2 separate regions of the Homo sapiens genome follow, and region 2 is linked to region 1. A link is an interaction called in ENCODE POLR2A ChIA-PET data of the cell type or tissue named here. Cell type or tissue: CD4-positive, alpha-beta T cell. All regions are shown on one strand. Links, peaks and the distances in the headings refer to the core of each region. The heading gives the core; the rest is flanking DNA. Region 1 overlaps FAR2 (fatty acyl-CoA reductase 2). Region 2 has its middle 46 kb from the start of FAR2.

What was found. ChIA-PET counts read pairs that join two places held together with the same protein. Peaks named below come from ENCODE experiments on the same cell type or tissue, not always from the same donor. Only the 100,000 strongest peaks of a DNase experiment are listed, where the experiment ranks them.
Region 2: POLR2A ChIA-PET joins it to region 1 with 6 read pairs; 3 of 35 experiments call an interaction of 5 or more read pairs at or near these places.

The regions. Positions count from the first base shown.
Region 1 is chr12:29,158,563-29,162,970 of GRCh38, reverse strand. The region is part of intron 1 of FAR2 (fatty acyl-CoA reductase 2); the gene reads right to left. Among named protein-coding and RNA genes, the nearest start is that of FAR2, 11 kb to the right of the region's middle. In CD4-positive, alpha-beta T cell, for the core only: no CTCF peak of the experiment used is centred there; a DNase peak (open chromatin) is centred at 2,500.
Region 2 is chr12:29,101,494-29,105,901 of GRCh38, reverse strand. No RefSeq gene overlaps it. Among named protein-coding and RNA genes, the nearest start is that of FAR2, 46 kb to the left of the region's middle. In CD4-positive, alpha-beta T cell, for the core only: no CTCF peak of the experiment used is centred there; a DNase peak (open chromatin) is centred at 2,201; H3K4me3 peaks cover 971 bases; H3K27ac peaks cover 3,175 bases.

The DNA of each region.
Region 1 (4,408 bases), core at 104-4,103:
AGGGCAATGACTGTGTTTTACTCTTCTTAATATTCACAGAATTTAATACAATACTTGGTACAATAATCATTGAATAAATACTCGTTGAATGAATGCGTCAAAGAATGAATGGCCACCTAGCTAATCTTTCTGCCTTCAATCTCTCCTTATTCCATGTCTTCCACCTTGATGAGAGTTGGGGGAACTAATGAGACAGTAAATGTGTGAGTATAATGAAGACAAGTGGGCCTTGTCTTCATTTGCCTTCCTTAATAATAAAAGATAAGCCTTTTGGTTATTTCTCCCCAAATGTTTGGTCAAGACCTTTCCACACTATTAATTTTTTTCACCAATAACCCTTATGTCTAGGATCCAAATTAATTTTAAATTGTATACTTTGATTTTTTAGAGTGATCTATTTCCAAGGGGATGCATTTATTTGTTTTATTTTACTTAATCTATTAGACCAGAAATTAGGTTCCTGCAAGCAGATTAAATGAGCATTTGACCTTAACACTGAACAGCCTAGGCTATTCACAGTCAAAATGGGCTGCAGAAGTCATTATAGTGAGATATGTTTTAAATGACTTGATCCTTAAATGTGTTCATTCTGAGGCATCCAGACTGCTACTGTGTGCCCGTGATTTAAAATGAAATGCAGAATTCTAATGATTAATGTAGAGTCAATTGAATATCCACATGGAAAAACATGTATTTTATTTCTCACATCACACAAAAAATTAATTTCAGATGGATAGTATAACTTTTAGTGTAAAAGGCAAAACAACACAATTTTTAGAAAAGAACATCTTGCTTCATGAGTAGGCAAAAAATACTATGAAGAACACCACTAATAAATTGAACTCTATTAAGATTAAGAATTTGTGTTCATTAAAAGATAAAAAAGAGCAAAAAGGCCAGGCATAGATTGGGAGAAGACATTGACAAAGCACATATCTAACAAAGGAATTGTATCCAGAACATATAACGTATACCCACAAATAACTATGAAAAAGATAGATAACCCAATAGACAAATGAGCAAAGACTTGGGGGACATCACAAGAGAAGATATCCAAGTGGCCAAAAAATATATAGAAAGGTGCTCAATCTTTTCACTCACCAGAGAAATACAAATAAAACTACCATGCCTCACAACTACTCTCTCACCCAAATGGTTAAAATGAAAATGACAGAAAATAAGAAGTGTTGACAAGAATGTGGAACAAGGGAAATTCTTGACTACCACTGCTGGGAGTATTACTTGAACGATCACTTTGGAAAACGCTTTGGCAGATTTATTAAAGCTCTTTGCATAAAGCAATTTCACACCTAAGTATACCCCAAAGAAATGTGTACGTATGTTTAACAAAAGACATTCTCAAGAATGCTCATAGCAGCTCTAGTCCTAAGAAACTCACAATGGAAACTACTAAAGTCTTCATCAACAGAATGCATAAAGTATGGCATATTCACAGTATGGAGTATTACACAGCAATGTGAATGAATAATCTACAAATACACACAATAATTTGAAAGATCTCACAAACATAATATTGAGTAAATAAGCCAGATGTAAAAAAAAGTATTACTATATAATTTCATTTATACAAACTCCAAAAACTGGTAAAGCTAATCTATGTTTGAACTTGGCTAATCTGTGACTTAGAAGTCAAGACAGTGGATAATCTGGGAGGCACTAGGTACTGACTGCCCAGGAGTATGAGGGGAGCTTATAGGATGCTGATAAATGTTTTTCTGCTTTTCTTTTTTAACTTGGAAGATAGAATCTGGGAGGTGTCTGTGTGTGTTAAATGCATTTGTGATATATTCACTTTTCCACACAGATGTTATACCTAAAAAATAATAAAGATCATGTGGAGAAGAAACTCTTGGTGAAGTCAGTAGTCATTACTTATGTTCACTATTAATCCATACCAAAAATATATGTACTTTTTTTTAGTACACAGAAAGTGGTTTGCAGATAGTTTCATCTCATTTTCCATTGTGATAATAAGAAGTCAAGTAATAATTTCCTGGGTGTTATGGGTTGAATTGTTTTATATGTTGAAGTCCTAAACCTCAGTACCTTAGAATGTGACCTTATTTGGAAATATGATCACTGCAAATACAATTAGTTAAGATGAGGTCATACTGGAGTGGGGGGGGGTCCCTAATCCCATATGATGGATGTCTTTATAAAAAGACAGATATACGCATAGAAAGAAGAGGATGTGAGACACAAGGAGAAGACAGCCATCTATTAGCAAAGAGAGGTCTGGAACAGATCCTTCCCTCACAGCTCTCAGAAGCCAACCCCGCTGACACCTGGATCTCAGACATCTAGCCTCCAAAACTGTGAGACAATACACTTCTTTTGGTTAAGCCGCCCAGTTTGTGGTACTTTGTTACAGCAGCCCTAGCAAATGAATACATTGGGAAGACTGAAAGGTTAAGTAACTTGCCTTTGAATACAGCCATATAGCAGGAAGTTAAGTAACTTGCCTTTTGATACGCAGCCATATAGCAGGAAGTGAAGGTGATATCAAGGGTTCTTCTGCACCGGAAACACCCACCTCCCACAGTCTACCTCAATTAGCATCTCATACACTTGGCAAGGCTACTGTAGGGAATGGAGAGCCATGGAAGGTGTTATGCAGGGGAATGACATAATCCTTTCTCTGTTTTGGAACAATGTAATGCTCATGAATCACTGAAGATGAAATATAAAATCCTATGTATCCCAAACAGCTGTACAGTCTCTGTGAGGAATCTTCAGAAGGCATCTTTCCTGAACTGACAGTGGCCAAAGTCTAGAGGACTTCAAGGAACTAAAATGGCCCACTTAATGGCTCCTAAAGCAGTCATTACCCCATGTTGTTCTGGTCATGAATTCTGTGAGAATCTGTTGAAAGCTAGAAATCCTCTCATCAGACAATGCCTGTACTCATCTAGTTCAGGAGAATAAGTAAGGACTTATAGGGCAGATGGTTGGTTTTTGATCTTGCCTCCAGAAATAAAGACAGATAGCTGAAGATAATGGGGTTTTTCCACTTATCTTAGAGGAAGTAAGCAACTAACTACTGATCCTATGCCAAGATTCAACGGTATCATTCTGGAAACTTCATAACTTCTTCACATTGGTTATTTTTGCTCTTCCCCTCTCACTTTCCCCACAAGGATTAGCACTTAAGTACTTAAAACACCAAGAGTTTGTGTCTATCTTTAGATACAGAAGGAAAGTAAAGCTAGAGGATGCAAGCTACGTCTCAGCCAGTTTGAGGAAAGAGAGGACCTGGTGACACAGTGAGTAAACGAGAGGAGAGACACACAAGCTAATAACCCCCAAGCCTTGCGGTGGTGAATCAAGAACATTGTTTTCTGGGGAAGAATTTTCATGATCTTCCCTATGGAATTTTTCATAATTCATTTCAACTCTATTTCCCATCATACCCTCTTTTTTTTTTTTTTCCGAGACAGAGTCTCACACACAGTGGCGCAATCTTGGCTCATTGTAAGCTCTGCCTCCTGGATTCACACCATTCTCCTGCCTCAGCCTCCCGAGTAGCTGGGACTACAGGCACCTGCCAACATGCCCAGCTAATTTTTTGTATTTTTCGTAGAGATGGGGTTTCACCATGTTAGCCTGGATGGTCTCGATCTCCTGACCTCATGATCCGCCCGCCTTGGCCTCCCAAAGTGCTAGGATTACAGGCATGAGCCACCGTGCCCGGCCTCCCATCTTACTCTTATTGGTGTTAAGTGCTTGGTGCTATGGGAAGTCAAGTCATTGACTGGGGCTAGTTAGAAGAGGGAAGAAGGGAAAATAAAGATATATGAGCATTGTATATTTACACATTGGGTATCATTACTGAAAAATTGCACAAACTCCAAGTTGCAACCGGCCAAATATTGCTCAAAGAGTAGGGAGTACTAAAATTTGAGGGCTGGTACTATAACTTGTTTTGCATTCTATTTGCAAAGCTAAACACCCTGCCTGGCACATAGTAGGTACTCAGTAAATAGTACAAATGAATAAATGAATGAATGGAATGGAATTGTCATGGGATTTGCAGTCATAAGATGTGGATACTAGCCTTGATGCACCCACTAACTAGATGTGTGACAAGCCACTTTACGTCTTCAGGACTGGCTTTTATTTTCTTTAAGAGAATTGAACCAAATATAGATATGGTACTTGAACATTCTACAATTTCCAGTGTGAATATACTTAGTTAAGACAAAGCTATTTGCACTCACTACTATGTACTGTAGACAAGATGGTGTGATATGTGCCAACATATAGTATGTCTAGGAGTTCAAGGAAGTCTAATTTGGGAAAAGTTTGTTCTGTCCTAAAAGAAACTGAGACCTAAATTTATCTAAGTGTCATCCTGTGATCAGCAATGCATTCAGCGGCACTTGCATAA
Region 2 (4,408 bases), core at 179-4,178, 57 kb after region 1:
TATGTGCTGCAATATTATAAATGCTTTTCATATATTTGCTCATTTAATTCTCATAACAGTCTTATGAAGGAGGCAATACTACTATCCCCACTTTACAGCTGAAATGATTTTAAAAATTAGCTGGAGAACATTGCATTTAGGAAAAAATAATTCAAAATTGATGGCAGTGGAGAATGGTTGTAGTATCTTAACTTGAAATTATGTTTGTGTATGTGTGTGTGTGTGTGTGAATTTGTGTGTAAATGTGATCAAAACTGCATTTATACACCCATGGTTTTGAAATACTTGATCTCTTGGAAAATGATGTAACAATTTTTCTTATTCCATGAATGAGATATATAGAGGCGTATAATCTAAAAGAGCAGTTCATTTTAAAATCAATATACTCAGAATATACTTAAATACCGGGCTATTAAATTCTTTTTTCCATGGATGTTTCACATCTGGAACTTCCTGTAACAAAATAGAAATGCTTACTAAACAATCTAGCCCTCTTTTGCTTATACATTAGATCTTTGGCATGAGATCAGGGAAGATCTGGGTGTGAGGCTTCAGACTTCAGATCTTGAGGATGGCTGAGATTGTGTGGTCCTATTGCCCTTTCTATTATTTTACACTTTGTGATTTTTCCCCCTCTTGAAGGTTGATTTTTTTTATTTCTTGACAGATAAAGAAGAAGATAAGTAAACACTTCAGTTCTAAGAATTACTTTTATTTAACATAAATCAGGAGTTACTCATGTTAACAAGCTTAGAAGGTTATTTAGCAGGTTCCTTGGCAACAAACCTTTCAATGCATTTTAAAGTAATATCATAAATTCCATACTTGCTTGTTGAATGAATGAATTGAAATTGAAGTCAGGTAGGTTAATGTCAATAGGCATAATTTGGCCTCAACATCTACAAAGAGCTTAAAACAGCAGGGTTTTATTTTAAAAATTGCTTTCCTGTCTTTTAAGTAACCACAACAGTTCTATTATGGGCAGCCTTCTACCTGAGGAAACTGACACACTGAAGCAAGTGACTTAGTGAGACCAAAAAATAAATGAACAGTGTGAGGTCTGCAAAAGGGGAGACAGTGGCATTAGATCACACTTCATTGTAAAAATAATTGGAGGGAGAAATAATTCTGTATCTTACAAGACATGACTGTTTTGTTCTTTACCAGACTACTTCGAATTGAAACAGGAAGCCTGTTGTATTGAGATCTATGTCTTGGCAACTATGAGCAAAGCCATGGGTGTGAAATAAAACATGGGCATTTTCAATTCACATTTTTCTTAAAAAGTCATGATGCAATTGAAGGTTTTTAGTAACACTGATTCACTGCCTCGATCAACATGTTTCCTAACTCCTGGTTCTATTTTGAGACTAGATGGAACATTAATACACTTAACACGATTCTTTTAGGATCTGTCCCACCTACAGCAAACTGTTCAGGAGCTGAAAACACAAAAGAACCTTGGTAATGTCTCAGGAATTGCAGACCTCAAACTAGGCTCAGGTGAGAAGTGGAGCCACTGCGCTTCCCTCTTTCTACTCCTTGGTTTTCTTGGTAGCAAACCAAAAGCACCTAAAGTGATACATGGTAATGGAGAACCATCCAAAGGTAGGGCTAATAACTCGATCATTCTCCTAGCTCTCAGCACTGGCCTTCTTTCTTCATCATCCAAGATCTATACATAGTTAAAAGTGAGTGAGGTCTATCCTGCCTTTGAAGAACCCATAGTCTAGTGGGAGATGCTGACATTAGTATTATTACTGTAATATAGTGTCATAAATAAAATTCTAGGGGATATTCTGCTAGTGCAGAGGGGAAAGCATCAACCAATGAAGTGTAGAGGGCAAGGGAATGTTTGGTAAGAGAAGGATTCTTGGAGACAAATAGGAAATGTTTCCCTGATGGAAAGAGGCTTTGGTGTAGTGTGGGGAAGAACCATGCATGCAGAAAACAATAGCTTGTGTGATTCAGAAACAAGGTAAAAGACTGTGGAGTGTGTGTGAGGAGGCACAAGATGTTCCCTATGGTGACAATGTAAATGTGGGAAGGGGGAACTGAGGGATGTGAAGCAGGGGCCTGCACAGAGAGGCTCTTGGATGCTGTGCTAAGGATCTTAGATCTTATTCTGTAGAACATGGAGAAGCCTCGAAATGTGTGAGGCAGGAAATGACATGAGTAGGTTTCATTTTCGATAAACCGCAGTGGTAGCTGTGCATGGGATAAACTTGAGAGGAACAACCCTGAAAGCAAGAAACCGGTTAGAAATTTGGAGATATTGGTGATAATCACTGAGTTTCAGTTTCAATTTCATAACACTCATAAGAAAATATTGCAATGAGACAGCGTAAGGCATGGGGTTTGAAGCCAGAGGGCCTGGGTTTGAATTTGCCTGTGTTACTCCAGGCAAATCATTAAAGTCCAAGACTCATGTGTAGAGTCTTCCTTCATGTGTAGAATGGGAATAAAAATAAAGCTGTCTTATCAGTTAGTATGAAAATTAACAAGATGATCAATGCAAATTGCATAGCACAGTGCTTGGTATTATATAGCCCTTGATAAATATTAACCACTATCATCACATAATAAACAGCAAAATAAAGAAATGTAGTAAGAAATATCAATGAAATTTCTGAAAAATATAACCACTCATTCCAATCTAATACTGTAAAAAAATGATCGTTTTTATTCCAGCAAGGACTCAGGAAAAAAACCTATCAAAATGAAAACAGCAAAGGGAACTTAGTTGTTTTCTGCAAAAGAAATCCTGCCCTTGTTGACATGTACCCTGGTTTCCAAAATGCAAAGTTGTATAGTTTTCATGACCTTGTGTTAAGTTACACATAGGGAAAATGCAAAGTAGGTATCATTATTTCTGCAGTGTGTTAACTGATGATAAAAAATATTTGATGTAGTCAGTAGCTACAGATCCTATCAGTACTTGAAAGGCTTCACTGCCCAGAGTTGATGAATAAAACCGCAGTTCTTTTTGGCTGGCTTCATAAGATCTCACAGTATCTTTCCTTGACTGGCTGATGACAATGGAATGAAGTACAGGTGTGAGTTTCATTGTATTCAACCTATTTTTAACGTATTTAGTAGTTTTCTTTTTCTATCATTTTGATGTATTTAAATTTTGTAATTTTATTTGTTTGTTTTATATTTAAAAATTGATTTATTTGCAAATGTTTCAAAATATGGGAGTTTAAAACAACATTTAAAAACCCCCTCCACTTTACTACTCTATATTCTTCTACCCAACCTAGTGGTCTGTCCTAACCTTGAAGATGAGACCTGAGCAATTATAGGCTTCTTGATAGAATCAATCCCTTAGTCATTCTAAAGATGACTACGATTACAGGGCAAATTTTACCAGGAAGCACTTCTATTATTATTATGAAGATAACAGTTCTCTTTATCTTTAGCTCATCTGCAGTCTATTTGTAAACTATGCATTTAGCCAAAAGCACATAAAAATTGTTTCAAGGGAAAATACTCATTTTTATAAGCTAGTAGACTAAAACGATTTAAATCCATAGAAGAAGTAGAAAATAACTAGTCAGAAAAGACTTTTTATTTTTTGTGGGGAATTTTTGGATATCACGACAAATATAGTAGAAAACACTATTTTTTTTAATGAAGTGCCAAACACCAAACTATAAAACTCCCAGCAGACAGCAGAAAAACAGGTAGATTAACTACGGTTTGGCCATGAATTCTTAGATACTGCATGAAAAACACAATCCATTAAAGAAGAAATTAGTATACTAGATTTTTTAAATTAAAAACTGCTTTACATAGATAATGTTAAGAGAATAAAGCAAGCCACAGACTGGGGGAAAACCTTTGAAAAATACACATCTAGAAGAACTGGTATTCAAAATATGCAAAGAATTCTTAAAACTCAAAGGTAAGAAAGCAAACAACCCAATTAAAAATAAGCAAAATATCTCAACAGACAATCAAAGAAGATATCAAATGGCAAATGAGAAAATGCTCAGTATCATATGTCAGTAGGGATTTAAATTAAAACAACAACGAGATGCCACTATATAACTATTAGAATGGCAGATATCCAAAATACTGACAACACTAAATTCTGCTAAGGATGTGGAGTAATAGGCACTTTCATTCATTGCTGGTAGAAGTGCAAAATGGTACAGCCACTTTGGAAGACTATTTAGCAGTTTCTTGTAGAACTAAACACACTCTTACCATATGATCCAGCAATATGCTCCTTGGTATTTACCCAAAGGAGTTAAAATCTTATGTCCACACAAAAACCTGCACATGAATGTTTATAGCAGCTTTATTCATAGTTACTAAAACCTGGAAGCAACCAAGATGTCCTTTAACAGGTGAATGAATAAATAAATGGTGGTACATGCAGACTATCAAATATTATTCAGTG